Regions from separate parts of the Homo sapiens genome. Here region 2 is linked to region 1. A link is a contact called in ENCODE POLR2A ChIA-PET data. All regions are on one chromosome and are shown on one strand. The core of a region is the stretch at or near the end of the contact, and the rest is flanking DNA. Distances in the headings are between cores, read along the strand shown. Region 1 holds the start of LINC02728 (long intergenic non-protein coding RNA 2728). Region 2 holds the start of TAF1D (TATA-box binding protein associated factor, RNA polymerase I subunit D).

Evidence for each region. ChIA-PET counts read pairs that join two places held with the same protein, here RNA polymerase II (POLR2A).
Region 2: POLR2A ChIA-PET joins it to region 1 with 16 read pairs in B cell. The contact joins the promoter of TAF1D here to the promoter of LINC02728 in region 1. POLR2A ChIA-PET finds 5 or more read pairs at or near these places in 2 of 52 experiments (B cell and OCI-LY7).

What each region holds. Positions count from the first base shown.
Region 1 is chr11:78,427,665-78,432,472 of GRCh38, forward strand. It overlaps LINC02728 (long intergenic non-protein coding RNA 2728), which reads right to left and starts at 2,172. Exons shown (of 4, transcript NR_120564.1): 1 at 2,036-2,172.
Region 2 is chr11:93,738,308-93,743,277 of GRCh38, forward strand. TAF1D (TATA-box binding protein associated factor, RNA polymerase I subunit D) reads right to left here and starts at 3,188. Exons shown (of 6, transcript NM_024116.4): 1 at 3,015-3,188; 2 at 930-1,024; 3 at 1-192. The coding sequence starts at 997. It overlaps C11orf54 (chromosome 11 open reading frame 54), which reads left to right and starts at 3,365. Exons shown (of 9, transcript NM_001286069.2): 1 at 3,365-3,421. RefSeq lists enhancers at 1-810, 2,848-3,357, 3,486-4,171, 3,938-4,057, 4,578-4,970.

The sequences.
Region 1 (4,808 bases), core at 922-3,421:
TCACCTTAATGATTCAATTGGTGGTTTCTAAATGAGTGCCCACTATGTGTCAGACACTCTCCAAGGCACTGCAGATATAAAAATGAATGCATTCTTATCCCTGCTGTCGCGGACCTCACATTCTGGCAGAGGAGACGAATGGCAGCATAAGACAACCGGTATTTGCATAAGGCGCTGAAGGAGCATAACGAAAGGAGAAAGTCTGGAAGCCATTGTCCAACCCTTGGTTTCCTGAAGTAAAAATGATTTCAACACTAACACGTGAAAATGCGGAAATCCTAGCTGCATTTTGGAGTGTCACCACTCTTGAAATAAAGCCTCATAGGTTCAGAAAATGTGATCAGAGCTGTTAATATTTTGATTCTGGGTGACTAAGAAGTGACAGGTGTGTAGCCTGAGAAAGCCACCCAAGCCCATTTACAGGCATGTGGAGACAAGCAATGTTGAGTCAGGGTGCAGGGTACACCCCAGCTCTATCGGCAGGACAGGTACCTGAGCAGGGGACTTTTAAAATCTTCTGTTGAGAGCTACTAACCCATCAGAAGAAAATCAGTCAAGAACTAAATGACAGTGAAACTTGACACAAAAATTTCCATATCGGATTTTTAAAAAAATGATTGTTGATCTCAACAAACAGCCCACTCCTACTTTTTGAGAAGCATTAACCAGCACAAGTTTGTACTTAGTAAACTAGATGTAAGTTGTTTTCAATACAATTGACATATCTGGCTGGGGGGTGGGGTGGAGAAAGGAAGGGGAAGCACCTGGATGTTGATACAGTACTAGGCATAGAAGGAACCAGAGTGGGAGATTAACACTTGCATAGAAAGAAGAAAACATTAGGAGAAGTGGTGGGGAGAAATGGAGTGAGGAAAAGAGATAAAAGTTGAGAGGTGTGGTAGTTTCTACACTGCAAGGGTTCCAAGGGGTATCACTGCAGGCTGGCCTTCCCATCCTTGATAGAGACACATAAAAACCAGCTCAAGCATGCAGAGAAAACAGGTAACTTCTTCAATGAGCAGATTTGTATAATTATTACTTACCGTTTAGTGTAAAAATATTAAAATCTCACTGCAGGTTTCTCAGTACAGAATTAAAATACTTACACTAGAATTACTCAGGGTGACTGTTTAAAACAATGTAAATTGTGAGCTAGTTCCATCACAGACCTACTGAATCAGATCTTCTGGTGGGAGTAAGATAATGTGAATTTTTAATACGCTCCGCAGTGATTCACATACACAGTAAACTTTGACAAGACTGTACAGAATGGGAGTCTCTGAGAGCAGGGAGTATGTCCTATTTGTCTCAGCACTCATAGAATCTAGCACGGGGATTGGGAGAGTGAGAGCTCAATAAAAGTTTATTGAACTAAACTGAATACACCTAATATACCTAAGAGTCTTTAAAGCAAAAGTCACTCAATTCCACTACCCTGTAATCCATTTTTTCCATATTCTAGTCTATGTACACAGGTTTTACACTGTTGTAATTGCAAACTCACCATTTTAGATTGTATTTTTCAATATATTTTCTCTTACAATTTTTAATGGCTGTAAAACATTCCACCCAACATGAATAAGTATCTCTGTTCATATAGATTTTGAGTTTTGAAAAGGTTTTCCTTAGGGGACCTTACATTTGTGCAGTGCTTGTCAGTTTATGAAACCCTTTCACACAATCTTCATTGCTTTCACAACACTCTGTAAGATAAGCATTATCCTCATTTTGCAGCTGGGTATACAGACTCAAAGATTAATTAACTTGCTCAAGCTTCTACACCTAGTAAGTGGAATGTCAGATTAAACCAGGATCTTCTCACTATGCATTTAATGCCCTTTCCAAGGCACCAAATAATTGGACCCAACAGTTTCCTGATGCAAAAACCTGTAATTTAAAATGTGGCAGATGGAAATTACATTTAAAGAGAACATTGGTCAGCTATATCCTAACTATATAGGAATCAGCTCCTGCCTCTTGGGGTATGGCAAAGAAAATGCATATATTAGTTGACAACTTCTGTGTAAGAACTTACTGTTCTTCAGCAATGCCTCATAACGCTGTCTGTATACGATCCAAGCCCATTTCTGCAATCCTCACATGAAGGGAGTTGGGACTGTCCCTGAACACTCTGACACTGTAATTAAAGTTCTTCGGCAACCACCACAGGCTGTAAGGCAGATAGGAAGGAGGCAGTGGAGACTTGAAAGCTCTTCTAAGATTGGTATCACAGGAAACTTGGGTAGCAGCTGAGTGAACAGGAGAGGGAAGCTTTTATGTACCAATAGAAATGCCCATTATAAGGACACACGACCTGATGAATAACAGAGGGGTGCAGCACTTCAGGGAAGGACAGACAGTCCACCTGAGCAGTTAGAGGTTCTATACTGGAAAACAGGAGGAGTTGTGTTTCTATTTTATTCCATTTGCATGATACAGAGAGACAGGTTTCCTTATTCTCAGGTAGAAGTTTCTAACAACCAGAGCTCTCTGAGGAGAGAAAAACTTCTTGGCTGGGTGTGGTGGCTCAAACTTGTAATCCCAGCACTTTGGGAGGCTGAGGGAAGCGGACTACTTGAGCCCATGAGTTTAAGACCAGCCTGGGCAACAAAGTGAGACCCTGTCTCTATAAAAAATTAGCTAGATGTGGTGGCACATACCTGTGATCCCAGCTACATGGGAGGCTGAGGATTGCTTGGGCCCAGGAGGTCGAGGCTGCATTGAGCCATGTACACATCACTGCACTTAAGCCTGAGCGACAAAGCAAGACCGTTTCCAAAAAATAAGGCTAGGCACAGTGGCTCATGCCTGTAATCCCTGCCCTTTCAGAGGCCAAAGTGGGAGGACTGCTTGAGCCCAGGAGTTCAAGACCAGCCTGGGCAACATGGCAAAACCCTGTCTCTACAAAAAATACAAAAATTAGCTGGGTGTGGTGGCTTGTGCCTGTGGTCCCAGCTACGTGGGAGGCTGAGGCAGAAGGATCACTTGAGCCTGGGAGGCTGAGGCTGCAGTGAGCTGTGATCACGTCACTGCACTCTAGCCTGAGTGAGAGAGTAAGACCCTGTCTCTAAATAAATAAATAAATAAATAAATAAATAAAAGATCTCTATTAAGATAGTGAGTTCCTATTCAGTGAAGCTACAATAGGTAAATTACTAGGAATCAGGAGAAATACAGAGGGGAGTAGTTCATATATCATAAACGGGAAGAATTATCTTCTTTCCAAGATTTTTCAAAACTAGGTTCCTAGGAAAATGGCAAACCAGCAATTCTTATTGAGCTAGTGTGTAGAGAAAGTTATGAATCAAAGAATCACAGTTGTAGATGGCTCAGGTTCGGCAAAATACAGTTCCAGCTGTGTACATGGGCACCTGTTGCAGAAAAAAAACCTTTGTTACACAGGCTCACCATGTATCTATTTTCAGATTATTACCTTGAAAAATCAAAGGTCTGTGACTTCGAGGAAGATATTAATAATTCCTATCAAAGTTTCTTTCATGTATCTTTCTATCCACAATTCAAAGATGATCCTAAAAGGAAGGTGGCAAATGTGAGTATAAACTGATAACAAATTGAGGCACAATGAGCTTAAGTACATTGCTGGGTCTAGGATCCTTTACCCCATTTTTAGTGTTTCTCTTTACTCCAATGTATTTGAGATCAAACATCATCTTCCTTCACATTCTCCTGTCCCTTCACCCTGGGTAGAACAAGGTCAAGGTGAGTATTTTGCGACACATTCAGTAAACTCTGGGGCTTAAGATGCAAGATTCTTTGGTTATTAGGTTTTATGTTTTTTGGTTTCTCTGGAAGCTGAGGGCAGTGAATTTTATTTGCAGTCTTTCTCTCAGTATTAGGAACTTTCGATTTTTTTTTTTTTTTTTTTTGAGACAGAGTCTCGCTCTTTTGCCTAGGCTGGAGTGCAGTGGTGTGATCTCGGCTGACTGCAAGTTCCGCCTCCCGGGTTCATGCCATTCTCCTGCCTCAGCCTCCTGAGTAAGCTGGGACTACAGGCGCCTGCCACCACACCCGGCTAATTTTTTTTTTTTTTTTTTTTTTTTTTTTTTTGTAGAGACAGGGTTTCACCGTGTTAGCCAGGATGGTCTCAATCTCCTGACCTTGTGATCTGCCGGCCTTGGCCTCCCAAAAGGAACTTTGAATTTTTATAACAAATAAACCAAATAAATTTCATGACCAGTAAGATACAAAGGAACAAAGTCCACAATGTATTGTCTTGATAACTAAGAAAATAAGATACATGAAACATGTTTGTGAACTGTAAAGCAATGCCTAAATAATAGTCATGTTATTAGTAACAATTATGAACAGTAAAGGTATAGCAGAAAATTTTTGAAAAGTCATGAGCTATGTTAATTCAATGACCAGCTGCCTGAATGACAGTTTAAAAACCACCTAAACTCCTGGTGTCTTCTTTATAAAGGTCCCCCAGAAACTATCCAGTGTGCTGATAATGGCTAGAAATTCGCTGGACTCCATTTATGGTAATGCTGGGTCCAAACTGCACAACAGCTAACTGGAGCCTTAGTTGATCACAGGCCAATCTAGGGCTCCTGGCAACAGTAGAATGTCCAAGTTCAGGGAGGGATGCTGACCATGACTTAAAATACTTTCTTACAAAAGCCATACTAAATCATTTCAATACAGTGATTAAGGTTGCTTTGGGCCCTTTTCTTTTTCTTTTTTTTTTTTTTTGAGATGGAGTCTTGCTCTGCTGCCCCCCGCTGGAGTGCAATGGCACCATCTCGGCTCACTGAAACCTCCGCCTCCCAAGTTCCAGCAATTCTCCT
Region 2 (4,970 bases), core at 1,938-4,437, about 15 Mb after region 1:
CTGTTCTTGAATCTTTCAAAAATAGCTTTTATAGTCAATGGTATTGGTTCAAAAGATGAGTCACTTGATGAATCACTTGCGTGAACACTTTCAGGTGTACGAACAAATTTTCGAATGGGGTTTCTTTTCTCCCCTTTAGGTGAGTAAGGGATACACTGAGTTTTAAATAAGCTGCTATCAGAAGAGTTATCACTAGAAAAATGGGAAAAAAATTAATTTCATCTTCTTTTCTTACTGCTTATTACCATTAATACCCAGTCCTAAATGTACATTTCTTCCAAGACCAACTCAGAAAACATGCCCAGAATTAAAAATTTTTTAAAGGATGGGCTCAGAACCAGCTAGCCTTTCTACTGATCATCCTATTTAAATAGCCCATAATGCTACAGCTCTTATTAAAGAGTTTTGTAGACATCGTCTTGCTGTCACCCAGACTGGAGTGCAGTGGTGCAATCACAGCTCACTGCAACCTCAAACTCCTGGAAACTCCAGGGATGCTCCTGCCTCAGCCTCCCAAGTAGCTAGCTAGGACTAATGGCATGCACCACTATGCTCAGCTTACAAAAAAACTGTATCTTTCAAGACAATGTATGAGCTCCAAAAGGCTGTATGGTTCGGTTCACTGCTAAGAGTGTCTGAGTAAAACAAACACAGCCTACCGAACCGGAGGATGTAGTCTGGAAGAGATGCTAATATGACCCAAAGAATACATTTTTTCTCGACGAATGTGTCCCATAATATATTCACATTTTGAATTTAAAGTATTTGCAATGCTATTATATCAATCTATGTAACTAGATAAACTTGGAAGGTCAGTGAAATCTAGTTTTCCTTCTTTCCCAATTCCTGAAAATTATCTTTACTGTCACTCATTATATACAATAGTTTCTCATAATTCAGATACAATAAACATGATTGAATCCACTCACCTTCGATTTGCAAGTTCCACAGCATCAGATGTCACATGGTCAAGAGAATCTATTCCTGATTTATCCATCAATTGCTCTTTGTTTTAAACAGTTTTCTGAAATTATGAAATTTAGTAAATATGACAAAGCTTCCCTAAATATTGACAGTATCTACTACAGTGTTGAACGTGGTCAGACTATGCCAATGATTTCAGGCGAAATCATTTACCAAGGTTAAGCTTCTTATCCATTTCAGATCAGTTTCTTTAAAAAGAAATCCAGAAATTCTATTCACAGGTTCTTTCAGTTGTTACCCTCTAAATGTATTCAACGCAACAAGATTCCAAAAAAGTACCGTCCCTTCCAACAAAAGCATCTTTCAATATAAGTAAAAAATGTAGTTTTATCATTAGCCACATATTTTAACGTACAATTACCAATACAGTATTAATGTACAATTAAAAGCCGTTTTCCAAGATCAAAGGGGGAATTCCTAAAGCAAAGTGTGCCCTATATAAACCAGGAAAAGGATCTCCAATCAATAAACCATTTTAAACTCCTAATCACCTCTCCATTATAATTCCTAGATTCTTCATTCCTAGATTCATTTAAGCAACTGAACTTTGTCATATTGTATCTTTGCCATTATTGGTGGAAACTGACAAGTTCTGAATTCTCAACCTTTTTCAATGAACTATCATAATTCTTGTGTCTTCATCCCCATGGTAGAGAGTATACAACATACCAAAAAAAAAAAAAAAAAAAAAGAAAAAGATTCCTTCTTGTGAGCTAAAAGAAAAAAGAAAAACAGGTTGGTCTGGGTGGCTCAGGCCTGTGTAACACAGCACTTTGGGAGGTCGAGGCGGGCGGATCGCTTGAGCCCAGGAGCTCAAGACCAACCTGGGCAACGTGGTGAAACTCCGTCTCTACAAAAAATACGGAAATTAGCCAGAATAGTGGCGCGCGCCTGTGGTCAGGAGGCTGGGGTAGGTGGAATACCTGAGCCTGGGAGGTGGAGCTTGTATGTAGTGAGCCTCAGCAACACAAGGAGACCCTTGTCTCTACAAAAAATTCTTAAAATACTGGCTAGGTGTGTTGGCCCGTGCCTTTGCTCCCAGCCACTCGGGAGGATCGCTTAAGCCGCGGTGGAGGTTGCTGTTAGCCGAGATTGCACCACTGCACTCCAGCCTGGACGACAGAGCAAGACCCTGTCTCAGGAAAAAAAAAAAAAAAAAAAAAAAAAAAAAAAAAGGCATGGCAACAAAAATTAAAGATAACTACTTATTTCATTATTGTACATGCCTTAGTCAATCTCTTGTCTCATTCTGTAGCTTCTTGGGACCTGACATGAGTCATTACATATAAATCCTAGGATGAACTAGCAAAATATTTAAAATATGAAACGATAAGGTCACCAAGAGCTCAGATTTGTTAAATGCCCCCTGTGGTATTTTCCTGGTACAAGGTCTTACTAGTTTTTTTAAGTACAAGATTCTACAAAGTCATTAAATATCGAATGCTCAAAAACGGAATTCAACAAAAATTTGCCCCCATGCTTTAACGGTATACCTGTAGTTAATTTTTTTTAAAAGTAGGGATTATCAAAATAAAGCTAGCTCAATAATCACTTTTTCGAAGTGTTTAGAAGACACTCCTACTTGGGTGTCGATGCCTCCGTGGGGATTCTGCAATTCTTAGAGGCCACGTGGGCAGAGAGCGGCGCTTTACCCGGAGCTAACGCTGTGACCACCAGCGCCTCTCACCCGGCAGCGCCTAACCTGCAGAAAACCGGCGCGAGTAATGGGTACCTCACATACGAAGGTTAAATCATTTAAATCACGTAATAAGGTTAAACTTGTCCGCAACACGATTTAACACCTCCATCTCAAGATATAATGAAGCCCGTCCACACTACAACCACGTTTGTGTGGGACTCATACCAGCCGCGTGGCGCGGAGTGGCCTGCGGCCGTGATCCCTTCACCCTCTCGGACCGACTTCGGAGTCTCGATCCTCCGGACCAACGAAGGGGCCCCGGGAAACCCCAGATATGCAACGCCTCCCCCGCCCGCCAGGCCCGGACGGCCTCGCCCTCTTAGCAACCTACCTAAAACGGCCTCGCAGTGGCCCCAACCGCGCACTTGCTGCTTGTAACCCAGGCCTCGGCCCAAAACCCGCGACTGGCCTGGTGTCCTAGAGCTCTGTACACACCACCCTCCCGACCTCAGCCCTCCAACTCCCGATAACCAGCCGACCTCCTCCAACCGTGCGGAAGAAAAGGGTTGGCTATTTCCGTGGCCCAAGTAATAGTCAGGCCGAAATCTCGCGATACAACTTAGCTTCCGGGAAGAAGGCGAGCGGTGGGAGGAGACGCGACGTGGGGGCGCCATTTTTCTCGCCGCGCAGGGAGGACTGACTAACGTGGGCGGAGCTCTAGCTCGCGTATTCTGAGGAGGCGGGGTTGGCCTAGGCGAAGATCCGGACTCTGGGTGTTTTGCTACCGTGACCGTTTAGGTGAGTGGAATAGCCAAGAACATTTCGGCAAATAACAAAAACAAAACGTGCGGTCACTTGTGAGTGGATGAGAACTGTGAGGAAACAGCCTCTCAGCCCGGTTCGTTTCCGGTGGTCTCGCGTTTGCTGAGCTGTCGCCTGGCTTTCTAAATCTGGTCCCGGGTGTGTGGCGAGGGTGACGGGTGGGATGTGTGCCTGAGTGTTTTGTAATCCTTTGTCTATTTCTGCCTTCAGAAACCCTTGTGTGTTAAAATATTGGAGAAGGCTCATTCTTTGACCATGACTCGAAGTGTGTAACCTTTGTGCTGGACGCCAGTGTTATTCCATAGCACGCCCAGGTCTCCTCCCCACTTTTGCACCTGTTTCGTAAGCTCACCCTTTCTGCCTCCCAGGAGTTGGCTAACATGTCACAAGTGAGACCTGTGGAGGATTTGTTTTTCCTAAGTTTCCTCCTACATCCCCCCTGCCCCACACCATTAGTTCCTTGACCGGTTCCTGAGTTAAGATTAAACAGTGTAAACTAGTTTAGTTTTGGTGGGGTTTTTTTCTCCCAAAGTAATTTTTTTTTTTTTGAGACCGAGTTTCGCTCTTGTTGCCCAGGCTGGAGTGCAACGGTGCGATCTTGGCTCACCGCAACATCTGCTTCCCGGGTTCAAGCGATTCTCCTGCCTCAGTCTCCCCAGTAGCTGAGATTACAGGCGTGCGCCACCATGCCCAGCTAATTTTTGCATTTTTAGTAGAGGCGGGGGTTTCTCCATGTTGGTCAGGCTGGTCTCAAACTCCCGACCTCAGGTGATCCTCCCGCCTCGGCCTCCCAAAGTAATTTTAAAAAGGAATGAACTGGTTTGATTTTTCCGCTTTCAAAATTCTGTTTTCATATGATAAACCACAAAAATCAGTAAAGCTGTCTAGTCTTATTTTATAGTTCACATTTTAGGATTGAACGGGCCTTAAAAGTAATCTGGTCTCTTTACCTGCTTTGCTCCATAGTTTGGACAATTCCGGGGATAAAAAGTCCGATCCTTTAGGCAGCCCACTGCATTTGATCCACAGGGTCTGGGCAATGACGAAGCTCCAGGACTGGTATGGCATGTCCCTCACTGCCGTATTCAGCAGCAAGCCTAGCTGTGTAATTTGTGAGGCTCAATGCAAAATGAAAATGCAGCGTCCCTTGTTCAAAAAGAAGGGGAAAAGTGCTATTAAAGGGAAGGAACATTTAACTCCTAATGCAGAATCATTGAAATTTCACATTTCATTTTGTATTTTTTCTTTTTTCTTTTTTTTTTTAGAAACAGAGTCTCGCTCTGTCGCCCAGGCTGGAGTGCAGTGTGGCCCGATCTCAGCTCACTGCAACCCCCACCTCCCGGGCTCAAGAGATCCACCCACCTCAGCTTCCCAAGTAGCTGGGACTACACGCGCCCGCCACCACAACCGGCTAATTTTTGTACTTTTAGTAGAGACCAGGTTTCACCATGTTGGCCAGGCAGGTCTCGAACTCTTGACCTCAAGTGATCCGTCTGCCTCGGCCTCCCAAAGTGCTGGGAGTACA